2 separate regions of the Homo sapiens genome follow, and region 1 is linked to region 2. Evidence: chromatin contacts called from ENCODE Hi-C or POLR2A ChIA-PET data. All regions are on one chromosome and are shown on one strand. Each heading gives the region's core, a stretch centred on a gene start or an enhancer-like site at or near the end of the contact. The rest is flanking DNA. Distances are from core to core; before and after follow the strand shown.

Evidence for each region. Hi-C counts contacts between places; a loop is a spot of excess contacts on that map. ChIA-PET counts read pairs that join two places held with the same protein, here RNA polymerase II (POLR2A). Pooled maps may share reads with other maps.
Region 1: a loop to region 2 is called in a map of K562, with 2.8 times the contacts of the local background. The contact joins the promoter of ZNF580 here to the promoter of FCAR in region 2. A Hi-C loop is called at or near these places in 2 of 168 maps with a recorded cell type or tissue (K562 and PC-9), 2 of 37 single-sample maps with no recorded cell type and 5 of 50 pooled maps. POLR2A ChIA-PET finds 5 or more read pairs at or near these places in 1 of 52 experiments (RWPE1).

What each region holds. Positions count from the first base shown.
Region 1 is chr19:55,637,797-55,642,316 of GRCh38, forward strand. It overlaps ZNF580 (zinc finger protein 580), which reads left to right and starts at 3,206. Exons shown (of 2, transcript NM_207115.2): 1 at 3,206-3,387. It overlaps LOC107983998 (a long non-coding RNA gene), which reads left to right. Exons shown (of 2, transcript NR_171683.1): 2 at 2,330-3,003. It also overlaps a transcript of ZNF581 not described here. RefSeq lists a silencer at 3,056-3,575.
Region 2 is chr19:54,870,919-54,875,484 of GRCh38, forward strand. It overlaps FCAR (Fc alpha receptor), which reads left to right and starts at 3,317. Exons shown (of 5, transcript NM_002000.4): 1 at 3,317-3,405; 2 at 4,412-4,447. The coding sequence starts at 3,372.

The DNA.
Region 1 (4,520 bases), core at 1,956-4,455, 770 kb after region 2:
GCTTCCCTCATCTGTAAAACAGGGATCCTCATGGTGCTTTCCTTGTAGCTCTGCCCTGAGGATGCTGTGCGTTTAGCAATGGCTGTTCCCGAGTGAGGGCTCAATAAATGTTGCTTATTGTTGTCATTATTTCTGGGGATAGCAGTGGGGGTGGGGGTTGTGGCCACTACAGTGCCACTAGTTATATGGTCTGAAACTCAAGAGAGGGATTGTGTTAGTTTCATTGTGTCTCTATGAGTGAATACCTGAGGCTGGGTAATTTATAAACAAAAGAAGCTTAATTGGTTTACGGTTCTGCAGGCTATACAGGACGTGTGGTCCTGGCAGCTGCTTCTGGCGAGGGCTTCAGGAAGCTTACAATCATGGTGAAAGGTAAAGGGGTAGTTGGCATATCTCATGGTGGGGGGAAAAGACTGGCAGGAGGTGACACGCTTTTTTGTTTGTTTGTTTGTTTGTTTGTTTAGATGGAGTCTTGCTCTGTTGCCAGGCTGGAGTGCAGTGGCACAATCTCGGTTCACTGCAACCTCTGCATCCCGGGTTCAAGTGATTCTCCTGCCTCAGCCTCCCAAGTAGCTGGGACTACAGGCGCCTGCCACCACGCCCAGCTAATTTTTGTGTTTTTAGTAGAGACCAGGTTACACCGTGTTGGCCAGGATGGTCTTGATCTTGACCTCGTAATCTGCCCGCCTCGCCCTCCCAAAGTGTTGGGATTACAGGCGTGAGCCACCACGCTCAGCCTGACATGCTCTTTTAAACAACTAGATCTCATGTGAACTCAGCGAGATCTCACTCATTACCTCGAGGATGGCACCAAGCCATTCATGAAGGATCCACCCCCATGATCCAAATGCCTCCCACCAAGCCCCGTCTCCAACACTGGGGATTACATTTCAACATGAGATTTGGAGGAGGCCAGGTGTGGTGGCTCAACCCTGTAATCCCAGCACTTTGGGAGGCTGAGGCAGGTGGATCACCTGAGGTCAGGAGTTGGAGACCAGGTGGCTAATATGGTGAAACCTGTCTCTACCAAAAATATAAAATTGTTATATTTTATATAATACAGCTGGGCGTGGTAGTGCATACCTGTAATCTCAGCTATTTGGGAGGTGGAAACAGGAGAATCACCTGAGCCCGGGAGTTGGAGGTTGCAGTGAGCCTAGAATTGCGCCACTGCACTTTAGCCTGGGCAACAGAGCAAGACTCCATCTCCAAAAAAAAAAAAAAAAAAGAAAAAAAAAAGATTTGGAGGGGACAGACATCTTAACTATATCAGGGATCTTGGCAAGACACTCAGGTTGGATAATTGTCTAAGTAGACCAGGGGTTCTCAGCTAGGAGCCATGTTGCCTCCTAGAGGACACGGGCAATGTGTAGAGACATTTTGGGTTGTCACAACTTGGGGTTGGGGGAGGGTGCTACTGCCATCTGGTGGGTGGAGGCCAAGGATGCTGCTCAACACTCTACAGTGCACAGGATGGGCCCCCACAACAAAGAGTGGTCCGGCTCAAAATGTGTGGTGGCCCACGCCTGTAGTCCCAGCTGTTTGGGAGACTGAAGTGGAAGGATCACTTGTGCCTGGGAGGGTGAGGCTGCAGTGAGCCAGAAGCATGCCACTGCACTCCAGCGTGGGCGACAGAGTGAGACTCTGTCTCAAAAAATATACATACTGCCCAGTAAAATGTTTAAAAAGTACCTTGTGTCCCAAACCAAATATAACTGTGAGGCCTTTTGGGCCCTTGGGCCTCCAGTTTACAACTGGTTGACAGTGGTCTCTGGAATTGTTCCATAAGGTAGGAGCCATATGTGGCTTAAATTTTGATTATGGGAAATTAGTATTTTTTGAGACAGTCTCCCTCTGTTGCCCAGGCTGCAGTATAGTGGCACGATCTTGGCACACTGCAACCTCCACCTCCTGGGTTCAAGCGATTCTCCTGCCTCAGCCTCCCAAGTAGCTGGGACTGTAGGGGAGCACCACTACGGCCGGCTAATTTTTGTACTTTTAGTAGAGAAGGAGTTTCACCATGTTGGCCAGGCTGGTCTCGAACTCCTGACCTCAGGTGATCCGCCCGCCTTGGCCTCCGAAAGTGCTGGGGTTACAGGTGTGAGCCACCGTGCTGATTATGGGAAATGTAATACAATTTAAAATTCAGGTCCTCTGATACACCAGCCACATTTCAAGAGTGTAAGAGTCCCACGTGGCTAGTGACTGTCATAGAACTTTCCACCATTGCAGAAAGTTCTGATGGACAGTGCTCTAGGATGTAGCTGTGGCACCCCAGGGTCTTGGGGCTCGCTGTGACAGTTACTCCTCTTCTGTCCCCCACTCTCAGCTGCACCTGCAGATGCTGCTGCTGCCGCCCTCCTGCGAGGCCGTGGCGCCACGTGGCTGGAGGAGGAGCTGCAGCTGCCCCGAGTGCTGCCGCGTGTGCAGCTCTCCAGTGCGGCTGCAGCGCCACCGCGCGTTGCTTTCGACGCCGGAGTCCTTCGCATGCGCAGCCAGCGCCCGGGCCTCAAGTGCCCCAGGACCTGGCGCAGCCCGCGAGCCCGCATCAGGCTTCCAGTGGGCCCCGTGGGCAGTGCCAGCCTTTCCCACCTCCGCATCTGGCAAAGCCTGGCCTTCGCTGCGCTTCGGTGTCGCCACATGCCTTCTGGAAATATCACACCTCCCCACCTGCGCATGCAGCCGTCTGGCCCTCTGTGGGCCTCGGTTCCCGCATGTGCCCCGTGGAAAGAACATACCTTCCCCAACTATCTGGCAGCGTCTGGCCTTCTCCGGGCCTCGGCCTCCCCATTTGCTGGGTGGAGAATCACGGCCCGGCCACATCGGAGCCAATGGCTGGTCTCTGGACCTCGGTCTCCACATTTGCTCAGCCGGCAGGAACATCCCTTCTCCCGCCCTCTACCTCGGTGGGTGGCCACGGCCGAGCAGGCAGCGACGGCCCAGTGGAAAGAGGACAAACCCTTGTGGGCCTTAGGGCGAAGACGTAACTTTGCTTAGTCTCGGTTTATTGGCCGATCTCTTGTCAAGCGGCGGAATCGTTCCGTTCGGGAGGTGGGAGGGGAGCGGGGCCGCCGGGGGCGGGCGTCTTCAGTGGACCCCACGCCTCCGGTCCCCTCCCCGCAGGGCGCTCCGCAGAGGCGAGGGGTGGGAGCGCCGGCTCCAGGCGGCGGAACCTCCGCACTGGGCTCGCGCGCTTCCGGCCGGCGCCTTTTCCCAGGGACTCCGCCAACCCCTCGCACCCCCGCGCCCCCAGTCCCCGCGTCCCCGGCGCCGCCGGCCCGGAGCTGCCCGGAAGTCTCGGTTCCGCCGCCGGCGCTCGCCAGGGGAAGCCCGGGGCCGCCCGGGACCTCGGCCCGTTCCTCCGGACCCGAGAGGCCGCCGCACGGGGTACGGGGGCCGGGATGGAGGGAGGAGCCTGGCCCTGGGACGACGCCGGGGCCAGGCAGGCTGGGGGAGTGCGCTGGAGCCACCCGGGATGGGGGTGGGGGTCGGGAGCGGCAGGATCGGGCGGAGGGACGGGAGGGGAAGTCGAGGCGCCAGGGCTCCTTGGGGAAGTGAAGGCAATAGGAGGGGCCCCAGGGCCAGGGGACAGGCGGTGTGTAGCGGGATGGGGGCGAAAACGCCCGGGCGCTGGGGTTCCCATAAACAAGGGGAGCAGAGCAAAAGAACGGGCGGGGGACCACGCTGTGTGTAACAGGGAGAGGGATGGGGCTCCTGGAAGAGGTGAACACGAGGAGAAAGAGAGATGCCAGACGTACACAGAAAGGAGGGGAAAGTGGGCTTGGGAGAGGTGCTGTGGGAAGCGGAGTCCCGGAGCCTGGTGTGCATAACGGGGTTTGGGAGAAGGCCCCTGATGGGTACAGAAAGAAGTAACGATGTCACCGCCATATATGGGGGGCGAGAGAAAAGGGGGCCTTTGGGGAGAATGTAGCAGGTAGCCAGGTTGGGGGGGCGGGGTATACAGAAGGAAGGCATTTGAGCCATTTTGGGGTGTATAGATGTAGTAAGACGATGGGTTCCGTAGTGGGGAGAGGTGACTAGACTTCGAGGTGCTAAGTGTAGGAACAGGATGGAAAAGCCCTAGTGAAATGTGGGGAATTGGGTTAGTGGGGCTCTGGGGAGGTACCTAGAGAGGAAGTGAGGGAGGCCACGGAATATGAAGATGGGGAGGCCCTGCGGCATGTAGTGGGGACGGAGGGCCAGGAGGCCGATACGGGGGCCGGTGGGGGGGTAGGGGGCGGCAAAGGGAGGGGAAGTAAACTGAACTGGGGCTGGGCAACAGGAAAAAAGAAGAAACCACAGATTAGAGAAATCTCGGCGGTCAGGAGGCCCGGGGTCTAAGATGTAAAGAGGTAAACAGATTTAGGGATTGATTGTCTGCTGGGGTGGGTTGAGAGGAGAAAAGGGAAGAAAAGTCGGGGGACTACGTCCTCAGACCTGACCTGAGTGGTGAGAGGTGGACCCAGGAGGAGTGGCAGGTGGTGGCGGGGTTTTGCAGAGCTCAGTTGGAGGCCCTCTCC
Region 2 (4,566 bases), core at 2,067-4,566:
ATCAACACTAATAATGATAGATATATAGATAATGATTGATAGACAAATAATGATAGATATATAATGATATCACAAATAATGATAGACATATAGTTGGATAATGACAGATATATAATGATTGATACACAGATAGGGTATTTATATATTGGCTTATGCAACTATGTAGACTGACAGGTCCCATGATCTGCCATCTGCAAGCTGGAGACCCAGGGGAGTCCACGTGTAGTTCCAGTCTACGTGCAAAAGTCTGAGAACCAGTAGAGTTAGTGGTATACGTAACAGTCCAAAAGCTAGCAGGCTCATGCCGGGCATGATGGCTCACGCCTGTAATCCCAACACTTTGGGAGACCAAGGCAGGCAGATCACCTGAGGTCAGAGTTCAAGACCAGCCCGGCCAACATGGTGAAACCCCATCTTTACTAAAAATACAAAAATTAGCCGGGCATAGTGGCATTCGCTTGTAATCCCAGCTACTCAGAGGCTGAGGTACGAGAATTGCTTGAACCCAAGAGGTGAAGGTTGCAGTGAGCCGAGATCATGCCACAGCACTCCAGCCTGGGTGACAGAGTGAGACTCTATCTCAAAAAAACAAACAAACAAAAAAAGCTGGCAGGCTTAACATCTAAAGAGTCAATGTTTTAGTGAGAGTTCAAGAGCCAGAAAAGACTGATGTCCAGGCAAAAGGAACTTCATCTTACATTACCAGTTCAATGTTTTGTTCTATTCAGGTCCCACCTGATTGAATGAGGCCGACTCACATTAGGGAGAGCAATCTGCTTTATAAATTACACTAATTCCATTGATAATCTCATTCAGCAACACCCCCACAGACACACACAGAATAATGTTTAACCAAATATCTCAGCACCCCATGGCTACGTTACCATTCCTGTTCCACAAAAGGAGGAAACAAAAGAACAAAACCACACCAAATGTTGTGGTAAGTTGACAAAATCTGTTCCAGCCCATTAGTAAATATTGGCCACTGAAGTTCCTGAAATTCAACAATTAGTAAGTATCTCTCTCCCAATAGAAAGCCACGTCATTTGTAAACCATAACAATAGCTTTTGTTTTTTTGAGACACAGTCTCGCTCTGTGTTGCCCAGGCTGGAGTGCAGTGATCTTGGCTCACTGCAACCTCTGCCTCCTGGGTTCAAGTGGCTCTCCTGCCTCAGCCTTCCGAGTAGCTGGAATTACAGGCACCCGCCACCACACCCAAGTAATTTTTTATATTTTTAGTAGAGACTGGGTTTCACCACATTGACCAGGCTGGTCTTAAATTCCTGAACTCAAGTGATTCACCTGCCTTGGCCTCCCAAAGTGCTGGGATTACAGGCATGAGCTACTGCACCCAGCCAACAATAGTATTTTTAATTAGGTCATCCTGCCTTTACAATCTCTGCATTTTAAATACTCAACTAAGAGTACAGCCATTATTTGTCTTTCACCCAAAGTCCCATTCAAGTGAGAACAAAGGAATGAATAAATAAGGCATAAGTAACAAAACAACAAAAAAAGAAAATTAGAATGCGGTCAATTTCATGCAATCATCAACACCAAATTTCCAGAACGTAGTATTTCCAAATTTCCCGAACGTAAATATGTATGTGGAAATTAACAAAATGTGGCAAAACAAAAGGTCACTTAAATTTGCACAAATGAAACAGTCAACATGGAAGCTGATCGGCTTTCTGAAATATGGGACAAGCTCAGGACTTCAAAATACTTCGGCGTTGGAAGGGCTAAGTTATGATGTATTAAAATGAAAATAAAGTGGGGCGCGGTGGCTCACGCCTGTAATCCCAGCACTTTGGGGGACCGAAGTGGGTGGATCACGAGGTCAGGAGATCGAGACCATCCTGGCTAACACGGTGAAACCCCGTTTCTACTGAAAATACAAAAAAAATTAGCCGGGCGTGGTGGCGGATGCCTGTAGTCCCAGCTACTCGGGAGGCTGAGGCAGGAGAATAGCATGAACCCAGGAAGTGGAGCTTGCAGTGAGCTGAGATCACGCCACTGCACTCCAGCCTGGGCGACAGAGCAAGACTCCGTCTCAAAAAAAAAAAAAGAATAAATAAAATAAAATAAAATAGTAGAAGGTTTAATTAGGAATATTTCACTCTCCATACCTGAAGAATTCGTGATAGCCAGGAGTCTACAATCAAAATAACATAAATAATAAGATAAAAATAAAATTAATTTGAAGCCATAAAAAAAGAATGAGTTCATATGTTTTGTGGAAACATGGATGGAGCTGGAGGCCATTATCCTTAGCAAACTATACAAGAACAGAACACCAAATACAGCAGGTTCTCACTTATAAGTGGAAGCTAAATAATAGAACTCATGAACACAAAAAAGGGAAAAACAGACAATGGGGTCTCCTTTAGGGTGGAGGGTGGGAGGCGGGAAAGGAGCAGGCAAAGTAACTATTAGGTACCAAGCTTATTACCTAGGTGATGAAATAATCTGTACAACAAACCCCCATGACACAAGTTTACCTGTATAACAAACCTTCCCATGTACCCTTGAACCTAAAATAAAAGTTAAAAAAATACTCAATGAGCAACAATGTACATTATTTGAGGATAATTATATTAAAAGCCCAGACTTCACCACTACACAAAATATCCACGTAATAAAATTTCACTTGCGCTCCTTAAATTTATACAAATAAACAAAAAAGTATAATAAAATAGTAGATTCTTTCTTTAGAGATGACAAATAGTGCCAGAGAAAATGCCTCCACACTCTGGCATTGAGATCATCTCCAGGATAAGGGTATACTGCATGCCTGGTCAAGTCCAAGTAAATATACTCAGACCATGAATCTCAGAGATGAAACATAGGTTCAGAACAGACAAAGCCACAGAGCTTTTGACTAATGGCCCAGTGAAGGCAATGTCTGCCTGTATGGTATCCACCACCTTATATTCTGTCCCAAGCCCGTCTATTTGGATGTAGCATCTGGTTCAAAGATGAATTTGAACACCATTAGACACTGGCTTAATGAAAATTCACTTCTCATTCGTTTCTCATCTGAAACATAAATAGAAATATAGGTCTTAGGCAGGAGGATTTCTTGATGCCAGAAGTTAGAGACTACCCTGGCCAACATAGAAAGACCCCATCTCTATTTAAAAAAATATACATATATATGTCTTCTCTTGGGCTCCACCCAAGAGCAACCTGGAACTAAGTTATTCGGCAACGAACTGTTCCACTTTGTTGTGAGGCAATAGATGTGGAAATTCCCTGACGAGGGGCTCTGTCCTCATACTTCCTGCGGAGCTTATTGTCGTAAGAATATCTGTCATCCTGCTAATGTGCATTGAAAGGAGAGCAACGGGGCTGAGGCCGTGTCAGCACGATGGACCCCAAACAGACCACCCTCCTGTGTCTTGGTGAGTTTCAGAGTAAAAGTGGGTTAGAGGGGAAGATAGAGAAATCCCAAAATAATCAGGGTGTCTCTTAACAGTGTGACTAGGAGATTTTAGTGGCTGCCAAGGAGATTCTGATCTCCTTAGTGGAAAGGCCGTCTTTGTCAATGTATCTATAACTTTGTCTCTACCCAAGCCCAAGCTAGCTTGTGGGGCTCAAGGTTTAATATTTGTATTAAACCTATAGTGTGTTATCTGGGATTCATGATGGTCCCAAGGTTCTTATCAAGGAGAGACTTAGAGGCTGGAATCTGAAAGGTAAAAATAAAGAATGAACCTCAAAACTGTGATTGTTGTGGAAGGAAAACATATGATAGAACCCCATATAGAAATATGGTTACTAGTATTTTGTTGAAGATTTTTGCATTTATGTTCAACAAAGATATTATCCAGAAGTTTTCTGTTTTTGTTGTATCTCTGCCACATTTTGTTATCAGGATAATGTTGGCCTCATAGAATGAGTTGGGGAGGAGTCCCTCCTCCAGGATTTTTTTCAATAGTTTCAGTAGGAATAATACTAGCTCTTCTTGGCCGGGCGCAGTGGCTCACACCTGCAATCCCAGCACTTTGGGAGGCCAAGGCAGGCGGATCACAAGGTCAGGAGATCAAAACCATCCTGGCCAACATGGTGAAACCCTGTCTCTACTAAAAATACAAAAAAATTAGCCAGGCGTGGTGGCGGGCGCCTGTAGTCCCAGCTACTCGTGCGGCTGAGGCAGGAGAATGGCATGAACCTGGGAGGCAGAGCTTGCAGTGAGCCAAGATCATGCCACTGCACTCCAGCTTGGGCGACACAGCGAGACTCTGTCTCAAAAAAAAAAAAAAATGCCAGCTCTTCTTTATATATCTGGTGGGATTGAGCTGTGAATCCATCTGGTACTGGTCTTTTTCTGGTCTGTCATTACAGAGGGTGATTTGTCGTAAAGGTTGGAAATGGAAGCTTGATTTTTCATAAATCTCTCTCTTCCAGTGCTCTGTCTGGGCCAGAGGATTCAGGCACAGGAAGGTAAGTGTCCTGTAAATCTCTCCCAGCCCCTTTAGACCCTCTTGGGAGCTCTAGGATAAAGAAATTGAAGAATAGCCTGAAGCACCATTCTTATTTTAATCCCCATTCTAGTTGTTTCT